Regions from separate parts of the Homo sapiens genome. Here region 2 is linked to region 1. Evidence: chromatin loops called from intact Hi-C (ENCODE). Cell type or tissue: CD4-positive, alpha-beta T cell. All regions are shown on one strand. Each heading gives the region's core, and the rest is flanking DNA. Links, peaks and the distances in the headings are about the cores only. Region 1 holds the start of PLA2G12A (phospholipase A2 group XIIA). Region 2 holds the start of OSTC (oligosaccharyltransferase complex non-catalytic subunit).

Region 1 (10,674 bases), core at 1,879-9,878:
TACAGTGAGCTATGATCATGCTACCCCCACCTGGGTGACAGAATGAGACTCTGTCTCTGAAAAAAGAAAAGAAAAGAAAGCCAGTCTTGGCCACCCAGAATCTCCCATTCCAAGGTATTTATTAATATATCATTCAGACAAGAATAAGCACAAATATAGTATATTTTATATTTTCATAATTTATTTTGATATTCACTGTAATTGCATTTCTTTTCTTTTCTTTTTTCTTAGACAGACTGTTGCTCTGTTGCCCAGGCTGGAGTGCAGTGGCACGATCTCAGCTCACTGCAACCTCCACCTCCTAGGTTCAAGCAATTCTCCTGCCTCAGCCTCCCGAGTAGCTGGGATTACAGGCACCTGCCACCACGCCCAGGTAATTTTTTTGTATTTTTAGTAGAGACAGGATTTCACCATATTGGCCAGGCTGGTCTCGAACTCCTGACCGTGTGATCTGCCCGCCTTGGCCTCCCAAAGTGCTAGAATTACAGGCATGAGCCACTGCGTCCTGCCTGTAATCGCCATTTCTAATTCTTTTCTTCCTCTGACTACAACTGTGTTTTCTCCCTAGTACTTCAATGAGACTCTTGTGAAGTTCACCAATAACCCCCAAGTTACTAAATCTAGTAGTCAATATCCGGCCCTCACCTTCCTCATATCAGCAGAATGGGTGGTTCTGTCTTTCTTTGACACACCAGAATATAGCACTTTTCCACTTCTGCTGCACTTGGCTGCTCCTTCTTAAGCGCCTTTGTTCTTTTTTCCTTGACCTCCTAAGACTTAGACCTTGCTCTGCTTCTTTGTGTACACTCACTTTTTAGAGGATCTCATTTAGTCCCATGTTATTTATTTATTCATTTATTTAAGACAGGGTCTTGCTCTGTTGCCAGGCTGGAGTGCAATAGCGCAATCTTGGCTCTCTGCAACCTCTGCATTCCGGACTCAAAGGATCCTCTTACCTCAGCTTCCCAAGTAGCTGGGACTACAGGCATGTACCACCATGCCTGGCTAATTTTTGTATTTTTTTTATAGAGATAAGGTTTTGCTATGTTACCCAGGCTGCTCTTGAACTCCTGGACTCAGGCGATCTGCCAGCCTTGATCTCCCTAGGTGCTGGGACTACAAGCATGAGTCACTGCGCCCAGCTAAGCCCCATGACTTTAAAAGCCATTTCTATTCTGACAACTTCCCAATGCGTTTCTAACCTTTATGCTGAACTGCAGACTCAGAATAAGCTTCTTGGATATGGTATGACTGAAATTTATTTTTAAAATTTTCCCGCAAAACCCTCTCCTTCCACAATTCTCCCCATTTCTGACAGTTAGAACTCTCTCTATCCTGTGGCTTAGGCCAAAATTTCAATGCCATCCTTGATTCCTCTTTTTCTCTCATATTCAGTCCATCAGCAAATCCCTTCTGCTCTACCATCAAGTTACATCTAGAATATGACCACTTTTCACACCTCCACTGCTCCTTTCCTGGACCAAGCCATACTTATGCCATACCTAGATTACTGTATCATAACTGACTTCCTATCTTCAGCTTCTGCCCACCACAAAGTATATATAGACAAGCTAGCCACTCTCTAGCAGGAAAGACCTGGAACACAGCTGTGGATTTGCAACTAATGATGTCTGTCATGAAAATAACAGGTTTTGCTGGTTAGATGAAAGTGTCCTGTAAAGAAGGCTCTTTTCAAACAGTTTATGCCAAAATTTGGGAAGAAAAGATGGAAGTGGGTCATCTAGAAGTTACGTGAGATGAGCTGGGCACAGTGGCTCATGTTGTAATCCCAGCACTTTGGGAGGCCAAGGCAGGGGAATGACTTGAGGTCAGGAGTTCGAGACCAGCCTGGCCAACTTGGTGAAACCCCATTGCTACTAAAAATACAAAAAATTAGTCAGGTGTGGTGGCGGGCACCTGTAATCCCAGCTACTCGGGAGGCTGAGGCAGGAAAATAGCTTGAACCTGGGAGGCGGAGGTTGCAGTGAGCTGAGATTGTGCCACTGTACTCCAGCCTGGGCAACAGAGCCAGACTCAAAAAAAAAAAATTTATATGATATGGTAAATCAGAGCATGCATCCTGTGTAGTGGCACAAGGCCCCACAGTCAAAAGGGCTCTGTACTTATTTTAATGCTCTGCTGTTATCACCTTGAAATTCTTTTTTTTTTTTTTTTGAGACAGAGTCTTGCTCTGTGGCCTCGGCTGGAGTGCAGTGGCACGATCTTGGCTCATTGCAAGCTCTGCCTCCCGGGTTCACGCCATTCACCTGCCTCAGCCTCCCGAGTAGCTGGGACTACAGGTGCCCGCCACCATGCCCAGCTAACTTTTTGTATTTTTAGTAGAGACAGGGTTTCACCGTGTTAGCCAGGATGGTCTCGATCTCCTGACCTCGTGATCTGCCCATCTCAGCCTCCCAAAGTGCTGGGATTACAGGCGTGAGCCACCGCACCCGGCCATCACCTTGAAATTCTTAATTTTTGAGCAAGGGGCTCTGTATTTTTATTTTGCACTGAGCCCTACAAATTATACAGATAGTCTGTGGTCAGTGCAGATCCCTGGTATTTAACAGCATCAATTAAGAGGAAAACGTAAACCTTGTAATTACTGCAGCAGAACAACAAATATATAATGATTAAATGTGAAAAGAATGTGAAAATAAAACTTAGAGTCTTGTTTTCTACAAAAATGGTGGTGATTCTCATGGGGAAGACAGTGGAAAGATTTGCTTGAGAGAAAGAGAACAGCTGCATCAAGCCAGAAGAACTGGCATTTGAGAATTTAATCCCTAAGGAGAGATCAGACAAAGAAAACTACGTCTGATTCCTCAGAGTATAGGCTGTAGTTAAGGTGTAAGAAATTAGATGAGATCACAAAGAAGTAAATAAATAGAGAAAGTGGGGGAAAGGAGAGGCTTTGGGTCATAACTGAGGGCTGGAACTAGGTTATTTTATTACATTCTATCCTTTCTTTTGAAAGTCTTGTCCCTGGACTAGGGAGTTGTAAGAACCAAGCCTGGTTTAAGGATTCAGGTGGTGGTATCTCAGAGGTAATCTAGTCCAACTTTCATACTTTGGAGCTGAGAAACCAATGTTCCAGAAAGCTAAGACAATGATTCTAAGTTCCCTTTTTAAAATGTATTGAAATGTGTTGTCTAAAAATTAAAAAATAAAAATATCTGTGGTATTTTGTGAAGACAGAGGCCTTGGTTTGGAGTAGATACTGTCACATGACTTCTCACCTCGACTCTTTTATTGTAAAAGAGGAAGATAATAATACCTTCCAGGGAACATTCTTCCCCCTTCTCCATTGTGGTAGGAATTAATCACTGCCCAAGACTCCTGGTTGAGGGGCTGAGTGAAGTGCAGGCAGTCTCCAGCCAGGAGCTACACCGTTTGTTGGGCTACCCTGTTTGTAGGGAGGAATGCCTTTCTATGTTTCTAACTTGCCCAAAGTCTGCATCCTTGTAAAGTAGTGTTCTGAATGTGAGCGATCATATTCATGAAGTGCCTGGCACATAGTAAGCACTCAATAAAGAGGGATGTAATTTTTATGAACTGTGCACTGAACGTTTATTATAAGCTCATTTAGTTTGTAACAAACACAAAAGGCCAAACCTAGAACTTATTGGTAATTCTTATAGAAAGGACACACCTATGCCCAATACTTACTCACTTTCTTTTTTTTTTAGAGTCTCGCTCTGTGCCCCAAGCTGGAGTGCAGTGGTGCAATCTCAGCTCACTGCAACATCCATCCACCTCCTGGGTTCAAGTGATTCTCCTGCCTCCGCCTCCCGAGTAGCTGGGATTACAGGTGCCCGCCACCACGCCCAGCTAATTTTCTGTATTTTTGGTAGAGATGGGGTTTCACCATGTCAGCCAGGCTGGTCTCGAACTTCTGACCTCAGGAGTTCCAGGCCTCCCAAGGTGCTGGGATTACAGGCGTAAACCACCGCGCTTGGTCTGCCCAATACTTTCAACATTGCTCTGGATCTTACTGTAAAATTCTTGGAAACTGCTGTGATACTAAGATAACCAGATATTTACAACTGATACAAAGTACTACTGCAATAGTTATTTATGGATCCCGCACAATGCTGGGGGCAGGGTGGTAGGTACAGAGAAACAAACGTCACTGTAACTATCAAGTTACAAAATCCCTTGAGTAGAAAAACAATGACTTCCTTAAGATTTATTTTACTTTTTACTGTATTTAAGTTTACACTACTGTTTCTTCCTTACCAGGGGAGAATTTTATGATTTTTATGTTGGCCCATTTTCTTTTTCCGGAAAGTCTAAACTAGCATTTAGCTCGTCCTGATTAGAGTCAGGCACCGCCAAGGCATGGGTTGGCATCTTCCAGATCCCGCTCCCCCAACCGCGGCCACAGCAGATCTGGAGGACCGGGAGAGGACGCAAGGAGGAAAAGCCCTGCTCTGCGAGCTGACAGCCGGACTCTGCCCACATTGCCAATGGAACCACGTCTTCAAGCCGGAAACTCAGCTGGACCTCTCGCAGCGCTCTCTGCGAGGGGGCACAGGGGTTATTTTCTCCGATGTTGTCCACACCCAGAAAAGCTTGTCTCTCGGGGCTACTGTGCTGAGCCCCGACTGGTCAGGTTAGGCCACCGGGGTTAGCTCTGCAACTCTTGCTTCACGGTTAACAGCCCGGAGAGCTTTCTTAAAAAATACCGACGCCCACTGCCACCTGGGACAACGTAATCAGGCTCCCTAGAAAAGGGGCTCAGGCCTGGGTACTTTTTAAGGTTCTCTTGTGAACCAGGACCAAGGGTCTTGGGAGGGTGCCGCGGAGACCACGTGGGCATGGAGGCCCCGCCCCCGTTTCCCGCCCCGCGCGCCCCTCCCCCGGTTCCCCGCCCCCCCCAACCCCGCCCCCGCCCCGCCCCACCCCTGCGCGTCCCGCCCCTCCCGTGCGCCGCTGACGCGCCGTGCTCCGGCGCAGGCGCACAGGGGACGGTTGCTGGCCCAGGTGAGCGGGCGCGCTGGTCCAGGTGAGCGGGCGCGTCCCCGCGACGGCGCTGCCTGCCCGAGGCGGTTCACGTAAAGACAGCGAGATCCTGAGGGCCAGCCGGGAAGGAGGCGTGGATATGGAGCTGGCTGCTGCCAAGTCCGGGGCCCGCGCCGCTGCCTAGCGCGTCCTGGGGACTCTGTGGGGACGCGCCCCGCGCCGCGGCTCGGGGACCCGTAGAGCCCGGCGCTGCGCGCATGGCCCTGCTCTCGCGCCCCGCGCTCACCCTCCTGCTCCTCCTCATGGCCGCTGTTGTCAGGTGCCAGGAGCAGGCCCAGACCACCGACTGGAGAGCCACCCTGAAGACCATCCGGAACGGCGTTCATAAGATAGACACGTACCTGAACGCCGCCTTGGACCTCCTGGGAGGCGAGGACGGTCTCTGCCAGTATAAATGCAGTGACGGTGAGGGGGCACCCGGGCCCAGCGAGGGCTCGTGCTTTCGGGGGATTGGGGTGACGGAGATCCTGGAGGTGTGAGTGACAGATGCAAGGCAGACCTTGACGGTGTCCTTCGGCTGTGGAAAAACTTAACCACTGCTAGAATCTTGCCGTTCTAGTGATTGAGCAAGCTGGGTACAAGTTCGCACCACTATTGTTAGAATGTGAGAGGTCACATTCTAACGGAGAGGTGTACCCCCCGTCCCATTTGCATTGCTTCTGAATTACCTTTTCCCCCCCTCAATTGCACCAAGTTGCCGAAGAACTTACTGACGTAGGAATCATGGGAATAGAGTGGAACAGACTGGTTTTAGCTCATTTTTGCTTCTGTAAATTGGATGAACATGCGAAGCAAACTGAGAATTTAAAAACCATGCCGTATTAACTTTCTCTATAATTGATATTAAATGGTTTTTTTTCTGCAAACCCATAGACAATAACTTGCGACCTTTGTACAGACTTTTGGTGTACTCGAGTGTTGAGAAAGGGTTCCGATAACTCTTCTTTCCTTAGATATCAGTGACCCGCCTCCTCCTCATTGTTGGTTAACGTTAATACAGTTATCTTCATTTACTCTTTTAATATTTTTTGAACTTTCTCTTTGAACCTGAGAATTTGTTTGGTGGCGGTATGAGTACTAATCAACTCAGTATTTCAGGCAGAGATAGTTCTTTTGTAGCACATTTTTGAGTGCTTAAATATTTTAATAGGTCAGAAAAATATTGGACTTTTGTTTGGAAATTGAAAATGTTAAGAGAGCAGTTGGGAGATCATGTTTCCAATAAGATTAGCCAAGGTTAGAGTCTCATTATGCTGGCAGCGGAAAATAATCGGGGATCCAGTGACTTCATTGTTGGAACCTGATTGTATAGGTGAACTTAAAAGGAACTGGTATCATGTAAACCTATGATGCCACATGCTGCCTGCAATTTTCAAGATAATTTCTAGTTTTATGTTAATAGAAGTAAAGGATGAACTGTATCTTGTATACTTTAAAGCGCTGAACAGGTGCTGAGACATGTTGCATTGCTTCTTAAATTTGTGCCTAAACGTTACCACCTAAACGTATGCTTCATGAAGATGTTTTTATTCTTGTAGAACTTGTTCGGAGGATTAAGTGCATAATTTAAGGATCAAATAGTTGCCTTTCCTAAAGCAAATGTTACAGTTTTACTTAGTCATTCCTATTCATTATACAAATATTTGAGTCCCAACTGTGCTTCAGATGTTGTTCTAATTTGAGATTCAGCAGTTAATAAAACAGACAAAAATCTCTGTCCGTGGAGCTTGAGTTCTGGTGAGGGAGAGATGGGCAGTAAACTAGTAAATAAGTAAAATTAGGGGAAGTGTGGAGTCTGATCAGGGCAGACGAGGGGCCATGTTGGAGGCAATTTACTCTTCTAAATGGGTTGTTCAGCAAAGGCCTCACTGATGAAAGAATATTTGAGAAGAAATCTGCACGTGGTAAGGGGAGGGAATGTGGTTATTTGGAGAAACAGCATTCCAGACAGAGGGAATAGCAAGTGCAATGGACCTGAGGAGAAAGGCCAGTCAAGGATGACTCTGAAGGTTTTGGCCTGAGCCAAAGGAAGGAAACGGTTGCCATTTACAGAGATAGGGAAGACTTGGAAGGAGTCGTCTTCATAAATTTATTAGTCTAGGGTTCTAGAGTTTATTTACATTTAAAACATGCCTGAAGTTGAATGAATACCAGCCTTGTTAAAATACTGTTTTAGTCTTTTTATTTTATTTTTTGTTAATATTTTTGAGGCAAGGTCTCCCTCTGTGCCCAGGCTAGAGGGCAGTGGTGTGATCATTGCTCCCTGCAGCCTCCAACTCCTGGGCTCAAGCAATTCTCCTGCCTCAGCTTCCCAAATAGCTAGGACTATAGGCCATGCCCCCACTACACCTGGCTTAATCTTTCTTTTTAATCTTTTTCATCTTCTACAGGCTTCTCAAAATTTACTATTTGGAGTTTAGAGGAAGGTCTCTGGCACAAAAAAACACAAAGGAATTTGAGAATTTAAGAAATGTTATATGCCTCAGTGAAAAAAAATTTTTTGTCTTAGTAAGTACTCTACGTTTAACGGACATGTGGTTTCAAGTCCAAGTCACCATACTGATAGATAATTGGATCTCAATGAAAAAAAAAATTAGGCAGGACGTAATGGCTCATGCCTGTAATCCCAGCACTTTGGGAGGCTGAGGCGGGCGGATCAGTTGAGCTCAGGAGTTCGAGACCAGCCTGGCCAACATGGTGAAACCCCGTCTCTACTAAAAATACAAAAATTAGCTGGGCATGGTGGTGCACACCTGTAGTCCCAGCTACTTGGGAGGCTGAGGTAGGAGAATAGCTTGAACCTGGGAGGTGGAGGTTGCAGTGAGCCGAGACCGTGCCTCCAGCCTGGGTGACAGAGCAAGACTCTGTCTCAAAAATAATAATAATAATAATAATAATAAAATTGCTGTTACTCGAGCAGTCTCTCTGGAACAATTCAACCTTTCCTATATTTTGGAATTCAGGTGACCAAATCAGAACCAAACAGAACAATCCCAAATCTGGAGAAACATGGTGATTAAGGGGTATTTTTAGTTGCACGAAAGAGATCAAGAGAGCTTTAAAAAAAAAAAAAAAGAGTGAGTTAATGGTAGGGAGAGGTTGGTCAAATAAAGGGCACATGTCCTTGCTTTACCTGAGGGACTGGCATTATGGAGACTTGCTCCCTTAGTTTTGGCCATCCTCTCTTGGGTAGGAAAAAGGCCTTATTGAGAGTTAAGTATTTAGGGAAATAAATTTGATGATCCGTTATTTTCTTCAACTTTTTTCTCCCTGACAGCAAGGAAGATTTAAGGAAGAAAACTTTTCGATTTCCTTTGAAAAATAGAACACAAAACTGGCTTGTAAATGTTTTTAGAATGATGAATAAGTCATTAATTAATTCAGTGACGTATGTTTTCTAGGATCCCTCTGGCTGTTGTGCTGAGAACAGAAGGGGTCAAGGGAGTGGGGGAGTAAAAATGGAAGCAGGGTGACGCATGCAGGAGTCCAGACAAAAGACGGGTGATTTTGCTCAGGTTGGTAGCAACAGAGGTAATGAGAAGTAGTTGGATTTTGGATATATTTTGAAGGAAGGACCTAAAAGATTTGCTGATGGCTTAGAAGTTAGGTATGAGTTAAGTCAAAAATGATACCACAGTTTTTGGCCTGAACAACTGGAAGGACAGAATTACCATTAACTGATATGGGGAAGACCGTGGAAAGAACAGTTTTCGGGCATTAGGAAAAATAATAACACATTTGTATGCTTTTGAGAATGGTTCAGTGGAGAGTAGAAATACTGACGAGGGAGAGAATTATTGGAGTCATAGCCTTGGGTAAGTGAGAGGGGGTAGTTTCTAGTACATACTTAGAGAGTTTGGCCAAGAGCATATAGCATAGCCCTGTTAATAGGAACACAGGTAGAGGATATGAGCACTGGTGCTGGTTAAGTGGGTGGATGTTCAAGTTCTCCTGATTGCCTGCTTTTTTCAGTAAAGTAGGAATCCAGGTCATCAGCTGACAGAGAAGATGGGGAATGGGGATGTTGGAGATTTGAGGAAAATATAAAAGTGAACAGACTAGAAAAATAAAGTAATATAAGGACCTTTTGGAGATTAATGATCATGAATACTTAAAGTCTCAAGTGTTTGGGAGTGCAGGTTGGAATCTTACAAAACTCTGCCATGAGACCTTTGTGTGACCCAGCAGACTACTTCTTGTGCTTGTCATCTGCTTCATATTCTGTCAGGTGAAAACAGTTGGTCTATCTGGAAGTATTTGCATCAAATTTAGAAAAAATACATGGAAAATAATCAACTTTGTCTCAGTCTATGAAAATCTTTAGATTTCTGCAGTCCATACAAATGATAAACAATCAAGAGAAGGAGCTATTGCTTAAGTCAAAAATGGAAATTAATGAATAGTCTTTCCATGCAGTTGTACACAGTGGATTTGGTTTGTATCCGCTTACAAATTTTAGAGGACAATGGCCGCAACACATCATGGTGTTTTGATGTTACTCTGATTTTGTTTCTTCCATTATTGAGTTTTTGCTTTATTTGTAAAAACTGGCACCAGTAGAAATGCTAATTTTTAAAATGCTTAGCCATTTATAAAACTATAACAAAATTTAAAATATTAATACATTTGTAACATTGGTGTCTGAATCAACTTAACCTCTAATAAAGAACTGTCTATATAACTTGCCTTGTTCAGAAATAACTATTTTAATTTAAAGGTGAATTTAGAATTTCAAAATACTTTAGAATTTCTCAGGAAACTAGTTACTTCCAAGTTTTCAGTTTTTTGCTGTGGATAAAGAATTATTTTAATTTCATCAAAGAATGTTTCCCATTTTTTAATCTGGTAATTTATTGGGTGCCCACTGTGTGCTAAATATCTTCTAGGTGAGCAAGACTAAGTCCTTTCTTCATAGAAACCGACTAATGTTAATGTTAATTAGGTCAATAAATGCTAGAAAGAGAGGGGGTGCTATTTTAGATTGGGTAAGCAGGGAAAGCCTCTCTGAAGAAATGACATTAGGAGTTTGCCTTGAAAAAAACTAAAGAACCATACACATATGCCCCTTTTGCCATTTACACTGGGGAGCCAAACTTTTTACCAGCATTTATTTCATGGTGTTATTATCCAGTTTTTCATGTACAGTAGATGTTGGCTCTTTATTACTTGATTTTTATCAACTTTTCTTCTTCAGACAGTTATAACCACTAGCCCTGTTTGGCACAGCAGCCTCCTACTTCCTTGTACCTCCATTCTCATTTTTGCCAGTTGTCCTTCTCTGTACTATCTCTTCCTCTTTACTCTCCTATGGTGGGCATGTTTTTAGTTTTTCTGACTTCATTTGTGTCTGATCATTCTCCCATTCAAAGGTAATTATCTCTTATGAGAAAATGTCTATATATGTACACGCATGCATACACATATATATGTATCACTGTCATTACACACATCATCAGCATCAGGAATGTTTTTATAGATTTGAAATCAGAGTCTATGGATTTAGATAAAATACAAAAGGAAGGAAAAATAGAAGTACTGCTGTTGTATGTACATTGAGGGAAGTATCTTTCTGATTAAAAAAAAAAGGCCGGGCGCGATGGCTCACGCTTGTAATCCCAGCACTTTGGGAGACTGAGGCAGGCGGATCAC
Region 2 (10,674 bases), core at 804-8,803, 1.1 Mb after region 1:
TACTTTTAAATAGGAATGCTTTGATTGTATTATTATAACCAAATGTGGCCCAACTCATCTAAAGTTCTGATAAATCATTCAGACATTCAACTCAATGTTTTAGAATTACTTTGAAAACTGTATGATATCTAAATGAAGTACAAATTTCATAAAGGAAATTCATCCAATAAGAGTTGCTAATACTCAGGAATGACTTTAGTATAAAGGGGATTTAAAACTAAAGGCTCTACTTCGGTTCACAAAAATTGTCTCAGATATGCTTAGATTTGTTTCTATAAATTGAAAAATAACTAGAGAAATTGCTTAAATGTAAAACAAGGAGACATTTTAAAACCACGCCATCAGGCAGAATGGCAATACTAGAGATTCATAATCATTAACATTAATGTCCACCATTATGTCATAATGTCATCGTGATCATTAACATTAATGTTCATCAGCACTAATAGTTTTCTCAATCTCCCACTGTCAACATCTACTCTACCTTCTCCACTGTTCTCAAACATCTTCATCTCCAGCTTTTCTTAAGCATAACAAGCCTATCTCCCTTATCCTAGCCTGACAAAACAATCCTATAGGAATTCCCTTGTCTTTTCCCCACCAAATCTACAAATACCTGGTACCTGCATCCATCCTCACCTCCTTCTTTCCAGCTACAAAGAGGAAGATTCCCACCTCCTATAATGTGGGATCCCTTTTGCAATTACCAGGAGTCCATTCCCACTTGGACTCTCAGGGACTTTATTCCTTTGGATATCTCTCCTCTCTCCTGTATTTTCAAGCTCTCCTTCCCTACATCAACCCTCCTTGACTTCAGATCCTCTTAGCTAACATCCTATTTCTATCTTTGCTTTCTGAAAGGGAGTCAGACTTTCTTCTGGAAGACTTAGGCAAACTTGCCATCTCCCCTTTCTTACTTACCCTTCATTCTTCAACTCAATCCAATCTGGCTTCTGCAACCATTGATACTGCTCTTTCTAAGGTCACCAATGATCTCCATGTTGTCAAATTCAATAGACACTTTTCAGTTCTCATCTTAGGGGACTTCTCAGAAGCACTCAATCCAGTTTACTAAACCAATTTCTTGAAAAACACCTCTTCTTATGGCTTTTGTGATACTCCTCTTCATGTTTTCTTGCTACCTCTCTATTGGGCCTCTTCTTTTATAAAAGAACTAAATGTTGGAGGCCCTCAGGGATTGGTCCACTGTCCTCTTCTACTTTTCTCCAAAATGAACTCCCAGGGCTTTCAATTTCATGTGCTAAAGACTCTCAATGTGATGTGCCAAGGCCTCTCAAATAATGCCAGTACCATTAGAATTACATGTAAGCTCCTCAAGAACAGAGACTTTGGACTTTGCCTATACTCTTCAATGTCTCATGGGAGTTCCAGAAATGTCTGTTAGTTGACCAACTTCAACACAGGCCTCTTTTCTCAGGTCTAGACTCCCATCTGCACATGTGACATATCCAACTAATTTTACCCCAAAACAACCTCTGGTGCACCATTTTCCACCAAAAACTTTGTTTTCTCAATCTCAGGAAATGATACTTCCATCTATTCAGGAGCTCAAACCAGAAACCTGTAAGATTCCTTCCCACTTCATTCTTCCCCTACACCCAGTGAATTCAAGACCTACTGAATCTACTTCCAACATATCTTTCATTATATTATCCTAATCTCCACTACCATAAACCTTGTATAGTCTAAGTCAACTACAAAGGCCACCTAATTGGTCTTTTGGTCTCACATTTGCCCTACGTTTCCCTCTGCCTAGCATATCCTTTCCCCGAACTCTTCAGATTTTGGCTTACATATCATTTCCTCAGGAATCATATCGAATCCAATCCAGATGATGCTTCCAACTCCCTTTAGTTTCTCAAAAACCTCTTGTTCTTTTCTTTCACTGTATTTATAACCATTGTTTGTTTGTTTTTATTTTTTGAGAGAGGGTCGGGTCTTGCTCTGTCACCCTGGCTGGAGTGCAGTGGTGCCATCACAGCTTACTGCAGCCTCAGCTTCCCAGGCTCAGGCGATCCTCCCACTTCAAACTCCTGCACCATAGTCCCAGCTACTTGGGACTACAGGCGTGCGCCACCAGGCTCAGCTAATTTTGGGGTTTGTTTTTTGTTTCTGAAACAGGGCCTTGCTCTGTTGCCCAGGCTGGAGTGCAGTGGCACCATCTCGGCTCACTGCAACCTTCACCTCCCGGGTACAAGCAATTCTCCTGCCTCAGCCTCACAAGTAGCTGGGACTACAGGCGTGTACCACCACGCCTGGTTAATTTTTTGTATTTTCAGTAGAGACAGGGTTTCGCCATGTTGCCCAGGCTGGCCTCGAACTCCTGGGCTCAAATGATCCAACTGGCTCAGGCTCCCAAAGTGTTGGATTACAGGCGTGAGCCACTGCGCCTGGCCTGTTTTTGTGAACATTTTTAACGGACAAAAAAATTAAGTGACATTTAATATGTCTCATCTATGACATTATAAGCTTCAGGAGGTCAGGGTCCTTATGTTTTGTTCTATTATCTCCAGTACCTAGTGCCTGAAACTTAACGGGACTCAGTATCTATTTGCTGACTATTTGTCAGCAACAAATAGTTTATTTATAAAGGTGCACTCAGTTTTTAGAAGAGACTTCTTCCCTTCCAGTGGCAAAACCAATTCATCATACAAGATACCTCATAGACCTGGCCACTAAAAAGCAACCTTTCCACTTTCCCCCAATGGTTGGGACAAAGAATCTCCCCATTACAATAATCAACAGGAGAAAAAAGAGGGCCACAAAGAAAACTGAGGCTTCTCGCAAAGAATCCGACTCCAAGGGAAGTAAGGGTTACAGGAAAGAAACTAGCATTATTCATTATTATTATTGAATAATGACTTTTTTTTTGTCCAACGACCTTCGTGAACTGTGCAAAAATATGGAACGCTTCACGAATTTGCGAGTCATTCTTGCACAGGGGCCATGGTAATCTTCTCCCTATCATTCCAATTTTAGTATATGTGCTGCCGAAGCGAGCACTCAATAATAATACTGAATTATTCTATATTATTTATTTTTAAAAGTCTATTATTTTTAAAAGCCACATGCATTTTAAATTTTGTTTATTCAGTACAGTAGCTATTAACTTGATGAGCAAATGTTAATGGTTAATGCTAATGCAATGCTAGATAGTATCTTGTTACCAAATAAGTATTTAAATGTAACTCAAATATTTAAATGTAATTTATTTAAATGAACGTAAGTTAATTCTCACTATTCTAGATTGGGGGAAGGAGGTAAATTCAAAGGTGCTTTCTAGAACTCAGCTCTCTCAGTTTGAATCCTCCCCCTTCAGTGCCAACTATTCTCACAAAACATCTATGAAAATAACAATTATATGGCCACTCCCTTAAAAGTAGAACTACTTTTGCTATCCCAAATCCGTAGCTTTAATTTTATAATTTCCAGGTTAAGTACACCACTTCCCAAAATCTAAATTAATTTTATAATTTCCAAGTTAAGTACACCACTTCCCCAAATCTAAATGTACACAGTAGCACAGTTCTAAGTAAATCTTGGAACTGTGGCCTGAAAGGGTAGTGGCTCTGAAAAGACTAGCCGGATTGCCAACTCACCAGTACATAAGGCAACGCCCCTTTGCAATTTTCTATTTGAAAAGGACAGAATAAGATGATAGACAATTCAGAAGCGTTTAATAGTAATGCTATTTATCTTATTTTTTTAATTCTCAACTTCTGCCCACTGAAATACAGTATCGTCTGCAAATCTCATCTCCAATCTCAAATATTTATCAAACCTGTGATTTCAGAAAATTCCATTGATATTTATTGTAGGTCATGCAAAAGGCAACACAGAACCCTAGGTTTGAGCCAACAAAACTAAAGATTGTCAAGTCTCTTCCAAGATTCCAGGACAAAGATAAGTTTAAAAGTCCCACAAGCTCTTGACCAACCATGGAAGCGGAGTTGGCCAAATTAGACCTTCCCAGGACCTTTATCAAACAACCAACCATGGAAACGGAGTTTGCCAAATTAGGCTTTCCCAGGACATTTATCAAACAACGTATGGCAAGCAACAAAAAGAGCAACAATTTGGCCTTGAAAAATATATTTGACTCGGATCCCTGGGATGGGAGGGCTAGAAGGAGAAGAAAGGCAATGGGAGTGAGAACACGAATTCTCTTAAGACAGGGCGTGAAGGCGAATAAACTTGGACGTTAACACTTCGGACCCCAGAACTCCCCTCCACCCTCAGAAAAGATCCAAAGCAGAGCTATGCTTCCCCCGGGGCTGAGAGTCAGCGGAACAGACGCGCCTCCCGGGGCGGGTCAGTTCTCCGCTCCTCAGCCTCTCGGGCCCGACAGCCCGAGTTACCTCCGGTGATGAGGAAGTAAGACACCACCACCAGAGCATACACAGTCATGGCCGACGGCATGTGCAACCAGGGCGGCTTCTTCAGCTTCAGGTTGGGACATTCGAGCACTAAGAACGGGACACGGTACAAAGTCTCCATGTTGGTGGCAGCAAGGGCCGTTCTCGGCCTCAAGCCCCACGCGCCTCCCGGAAACAGGCCCGCCCTCCCTAACAAGTGCGCGTGCGCGAGGAAAGGACCCGCAGATCCGTAAAGCTCGGAGGTGGTTACTATACTCATAGAAGAAAATAAGAAACTAAATAAAACAAATAAATGATATGAATAAAGTGTTGTAAATTATTTAATCTAATTAAACTTACATTGTGATAATGTACTCTACATTTTTCTAATGGATATATAGGTGATTTGTGTACCTTCAAGGACCTGCGGGACTTCTAACGTGGCCAAGCCGGAGAAGCGGAGGCCAAGGAATCTAGGTGAGCCCCGCCCACTCGCTGACGCAGGGGATTTGAAAGCTGATTGGACAGGGGGCGCTCCCGGTTCCCAGAGCGGGAGATGAATGGGAACTTTTGGATATAAATGCCTTTTATATTAGAGGTTTTTTCAAGGGTTAGGAAAAGCCGGAGGCTGCTGAGCTTTTACTTCCCGATGTAGTCGTGGTAATAATAAGAATTAATAATAGTTGCTAAAGTAATATGTTACCAATTTTTTTTAAACATCCAGCCTGGATCACAAATGTCAACAGGACATCTCTACAGGGATGCCTTAATGCTGATAGCTTGGCGTGACCATAATACTATTTTGAATAACTCATCCTCTCAACTTTGCTCTTCCCTTGGTCATCTGTATGTCGCTAAAAGGTAAAATCCCTCTGGCCAAAAATCTTAAAGTCGTCTGGATTTCTCTCCTTACTAACCTTCTGCATCCAAAATATTAGTAGGTCTCTTTGGCTGTACTACCAAAATATCTCCAATTCATCTGCCCCTCACCATTCCACCACTGACACCCTAGTGTGAACCACCGCCATCTCTGGTCTGGGCAACATTTACAATCCAAATAGATGAAAATATATGATGGAGAATTAGTCATTAGGGATGGACTAGAAGGTCTAAAAGATTTTTTGTTTTCTGTTTTGCTTTTCTTTTTTATATAATCTTTTAAGACTCTACAAATGTTAACTTCCTTTTGGAGCAAGAGTTAAGAGTCACTGATTACATAAGTCCAGAGCATATTGACACATTATAGAGCCAATGTTTTTATATTTTTTTATTTGCTTGTTACTAAGCCCGTGGTTATTTTTACAGGATGCCATGTATTGGTTCTGCACTTCTAATTAGCTAACAACTCAATTGTTAAGAAATTGCTTGAAGACGGTAATGAAAATACTATCAAAACATTGTAGTATCCAATTCTAAGTACAGTTGAGGCTTGCTGCCCTTACTGTTCATTAGTGAGAGTCTCTCCCAGAGTCATATTGCCTATGTCTTAACGGAGCCACACGAATCTTAGGTTATGTAAAGGCCAATGATAACACCAATAATGAATGCATTTACACCAAAACCAGCGTTTATATGTAGGAAGTTTCTCTGGGCACTGTAAAGCAGAATGTTTCTGAAATTCCCACAGTTTTATAAGTAAGGAACACTTTGGAACAATTAAAATATTTTGCTTTGGTATGAAGAAAAAAATAAAAATAAAACATTTTGCTTTGGAAAAACATAGGGATTAAAGGTTTTTAAATTTCCTTTATAGCTTAAAAAGGAATCTAACATTAATTAACCACTGCTTGGCAGGTACTATGTTAAGTGATTTACATTTGTGCTTATATACTCTTCATGACAATTCTGTTAGGTAAATACTAGTATAACTGCTTTACATATGACAAAAGTGGCTCCTGGGAAGGGAAATAAACTCAAAAAGTGTAGTATAGTCTGTGACTGGATGAGACCTAAAAGGCAATTGCTGTAGAAGTAAATAGATTTAAGACGTTTAAAATGGTATACGTTTATATACTTATCCTTCTTCCTGTGTATACTAGGGACACATAATTTCTACCTACATTGTGGAAAACATATAAATTATTAATATATAATTTTTAAATGAAAAATTAATTTCATAAATAATAAAACTGCCAAGTCAGAACACACTGCATTCATCTATATGTTAAATTATTACTATCACTTTCCAAAAAGTAAGTTTGCTCCAGGAACCAATTCATTATTATTTTTTAACCTCTTAAGCTTTGAAATATTTTTCAACATGAGTTTGTAATATTCTATAAGCCACGTATAAAAGAGACCTTTCATGAGTAAGATATGCATATCTGTTATCATCCATGTCCTAACCCACAATTCCTACAGAAAAATGTTCTATTTAAACATAACATAAACTCTGTAACTGAAAACCAAAGAAATAATGAATATAGCAGTGGGCATTAGAGCATGCCCTTAAATAAACATATAATCAATCATTCAGTGGTTTTCTATTTATAGATGAAGAAGGAAAAATGTTGAGAGAAACACAGTTTACAATATAATATGCAGTAGAGCTGTCATCTTAAGCTACATATAAAAGCAAATGTTAATAATTCTTACTGTGCACAAGCAAATATATATTCAAAGAAGAAAAAAGTGTAAAGATGGTATCTACCAAGCTTTCTGTGTTCATTGTAGAATATTTTAATAAAAAGCCTTGAAGTCAGAAATGGTTCTGCCAGCCAAAAGAGAGGGAGAGCTCCACAAATAAGTTTTTAACTAAATTCTAAACAAACTAGAATTACAAAGGCTACAAATATTGTTGATTTCTGTTTATTTAAATATGTGTTGGAGAGGAAATTAGTAGCTTTGTTTTTTGTAGGATAATAATACTAATATTAACCTGGATTTTTATTTATGAAGACATTTTGCAGTTTGGTTGACAGTGTCTTGAATTATGTTCTTTCGCGCTAGGTTCTGTATAAGCATGAGTACGAAGCACTATTATGTCTCATGATCTAAATAAAAACTCTTTCTAATGCAATATTGTGGGGTTTGGTGTTATTGTTGTAGTTATTTTACATTTTGAAGGTTGTTTTTAAAATTATATGCAAGTAATGGCTGGGCACGGTGGCTCATGCCTGTAATCCCAGCACTTTGGGAGGCCTCCTCACCTGAGGTCAGCAGTTCGAACCCAGCCTGACTAACATGATGAAACCCCATCTTTACTAAAAAATACAAAATTAGCTGGGCATGGTGGTGTATGCCTCTAATCCCAGCTACTTGCAAGGCTGAGGCAGGAGAATGGCTTGAACCCGAGTGGCGGACGTTGCAGTGAGCCGAGATCGTGCCATTGCACTCCAGCCTGGGCAACAAGAGAGAAACTCCATCTCTAAAAATAAATGAATAAACAAATAAATAATGAAAATAAGAAATAAAATTATGCAAGTAAAACATAGGAACCTGCCCAATGTAAAATAATTAATTTATTCAAATATTAGAGACACATATGGAACGAGTTTCCCATTATCACTATTCTAATTTTAGTTCTCCTTCCAGAGGTAGTGAGATCACTGAGTTCTAGAATGTACAATTGGGATAAATGTACTCAGCAAATGGAAAAATCACCATATTGGTTTCCTGACCCATATTATGAGGGCTTTTATGGCAGGAAAGTCTAAGTGTAACCAGTAGAACTGCTTTTACCTACAGAAATAATAAATCTAAAGTGACTTCAGTGGCTGATGTGCTATCAAAGACTTGAAAGATGCTGAGTAGTGATTTCTGCCACATTTCGCTCAATTAACTTGGCCCTTGCAAAAGAAAGATGGACCTTGGAGAACAACAGTGGATTATTGTAAATTTAATCATGTGGTGACTCCAACTGCTGCTGCTATTCCACTTGTGGTTTTGTCGCTGGAGCACATCAACACATCTCGTGGCACCTGTTAGCTGTTCTGGCAAATGCTGTTTCTACTTATGCCTATGGTAAAGATCATCAGAAGAAGTTTGCTTTCAACTGGCAGAGTCAGCAACACACCTCCATTTCAGAATTATATCAATTCCCCAGCTCTATGTCATAATCTGATTTGCAGGAACTTTGATTGCCTTCTCATTCACAGAATATCACACTATGACATTGCATTGATAATATGCTCATTAGACAGTGATCTAAGTAGCAACTACAGTAGATATATTGTTAGGACAAATGCATGCCAGAGGATGGAAAAATAAGCACAATAAAATGTCAGGGTCTCCTCAGGGAAATGTCTAGGGGTTAAGTGATCTGTAATACATAGAAAGCTCTTTCAAAATAAAGGATATTTGCTGCACAATGCTCAATGGATGGACCACTTGCAACATATACTTCATTTGGTCATACCATTTTGATGTATTTGCTGAGCAATCCAATAAGCTGCTAGTTTTGATTGGGATCCTGAATAAGCAAAGGTTCTTCAATAGCAAACTGCTCTGCCACTTGGGCCATACAACTTAGTAGATCCAGTATTACTTGTAACGTCTGTGGTAGATAGGCATGCTTTATGAAGCTTTTGACAAGCCACTGTAGCACAGAGCCTTAGAGCTTTGGCGCAAACCTATGTCATCCTCTGTCAAGAAATAATCTCCAGGCTTGCCACTGAGATTATTTCACAGGCAGTCATTGACAAATGACTCTAGGCTTGCCACTGAACCTTAGTAGAGATGAAACTATTGACCGTGGGCAACAAGCTACCATGAAACTTGAACTACCCATCATTTGACAATTTGGCATTGTCTAATCTATCATCCAATAAACGTGGGTGTCTACAGCAGCATTCTATCATCAAATGAAAGCGTTGTGCATAAGATCAAGCTCAAGTAGATCTTGAAGGTACAAGTAAGTTGTACAAAAAATAGTTTCAAATGCATATGGCCCACATTCCTGCCACATTGTCTCTTTTCTCTCAACCTATATCTATGGCATTATACCTTCAGGCAACCTATGACCAGTTGACTGAAGAAGAAAGCCTGATTTACAGATAGTTCCACACAATGTGCTGGCACTCTCTGAAAGTAGATGGCTTTGCACAACAGCCTCACTATGAAGGAGAGTGGTAGGCCTGAAGGAAAGTGGTGAGGAAAAATCTTCCCATTGGGCAGAACTTTAGCAGTGTACCTGGTTGTTCATTTTGCCTGGAAGGAGCAACAGCAAGAATTGCAGATCAATCATTTAGTTAGATTGATGGGCAGTTCAATCATTTAGTCAGATGGTTGAAAAATGGGAAGGAACACAATAGGAAAATTACTGAGGAGGTCTGGAGGAGAGGCATGTGGATAGACCTTCCTGTAGGGGTCTATCCCTACAGGATATCTATGTAAAGATATTTGTGCCTTATGTGAGTGCTTACCAAAGAGCAATCTCTGCATAGGAAGATCTTTATAATTAGGTGGACAAGATGGCCCATTCTGTGGACATCAGTCAGCCTCTTTCCATATCCATTTGTGACCTTGCCCAAAGGACCTACAGATGAAGTGGCCATGGCAGGAGGGATGGAAGCTATGCATGGCCTTTCATTCACTAAGGCTGATCTGGCTAGAACCACTGCTGAGTGCCCAGCCTGCCACAGGAGAAACCAACAATGAGCCCACAATATGGCACTATTCTACAGGAGGATGAGCCAGACCTGGTGGCAAGTTAATTATATAGGACCAGGTCCAGTAGGCACTTGGTTTTTACTGAAGTAAACACACTAGAACAAAGTTTCCTTCCTTACGCATGATGCTGCTACCAAAATCACTATTCTGTAGGCCTAGGGAATGCCATAATCATCACCATGGTTTACTATACAGCATTGCTTCTGGCCAAGGAACTCATTTAACAGCAAATGAGTTGTGGCCATTGGCTCATGTTCATGAAACTTACTAGTCTTAGTATGTGAAATGGTGGAATGGTCTTTTGAAAACTCAGTTATGATGGCAACCCCTTTGGGAGCAGGTCCGTGTTTTCTAAGATACATATATGCAGTAAATCAGTAAGCAACATATTTCTCTCACAGTTAGAATTCACAAGTCCAGAAATCATGTGTAGGGAATGGGAATGGCTCCTCTTGCTTTTACTCAACTTAGGGCTCTACTGATCTAGAAGTATTAGTACCAAAGAAGAATACTTCCACCAAGGAACACATTAATGGTTCCATTAATTTGAGAGATGAGACTGTCAGCTAGCCACTTCACAAGTCCTCGTGCCAATGAATCAAGAAACAGATAAAAGAATACTTTATGGGCTAGGCAGATTTATCTTGACAATCAAGAGGAAATTAGATTGTCATCACAAAATAGTAGT

What was found. Peaks named below come from ENCODE experiments on the same cell type or tissue, not always from the same donor. Only the 100,000 strongest peaks of a DNase experiment are listed, where the experiment ranks them.
Region 2: a loop joins it to region 1, with 4 times the contacts of the local background. A loop is called at or near these places in 2 of 110 quality-filtered maps.

The regions. Positions count from the first base shown.
Region 1 is chr4:109,724,358-109,735,031 of GRCh38, reverse strand. PLA2G12A (phospholipase A2 group XIIA) reads left to right here and starts at 4,962. Exons shown (of 4, transcript NM_030821.5): 1 at 4,962-5,430. The coding sequence starts at 5,223. It also overlaps a transcript of CFI not described here. RefSeq lists enhancers at 3,968-4,844, 5,504-5,573 and a silencer at 4,834-5,173. In CD4-positive, alpha-beta T cell, for the core only: no CTCF peak of the experiment used is centred there; a DNase peak (open chromatin) is centred at 4,981; H3K4me3 peaks cover 1,825 bases; H3K27ac peaks cover 710 bases.
Region 2 is chr4:108,644,500-108,655,173 of GRCh38, reverse strand. It overlaps OSTC (oligosaccharyltransferase complex non-catalytic subunit), which reads right to left and starts at 4,575. Exons shown (of 4, transcript NM_021227.4): 1 at 4,380-4,575. The coding sequence starts at 4,518. It also overlaps the pseudogene RNU6-431P. RefSeq lists enhancers at 1,665-2,179, 3,622-3,671, 4,286-4,635. In CD4-positive, alpha-beta T cell, for the core only: a CTCF peak has its summit at 4,936; DNase peaks (open chromatin) are centred at 4,583 and 4,853; H3K4me3 peaks cover 2,111 bases; H3K27ac peaks cover 1,205 bases.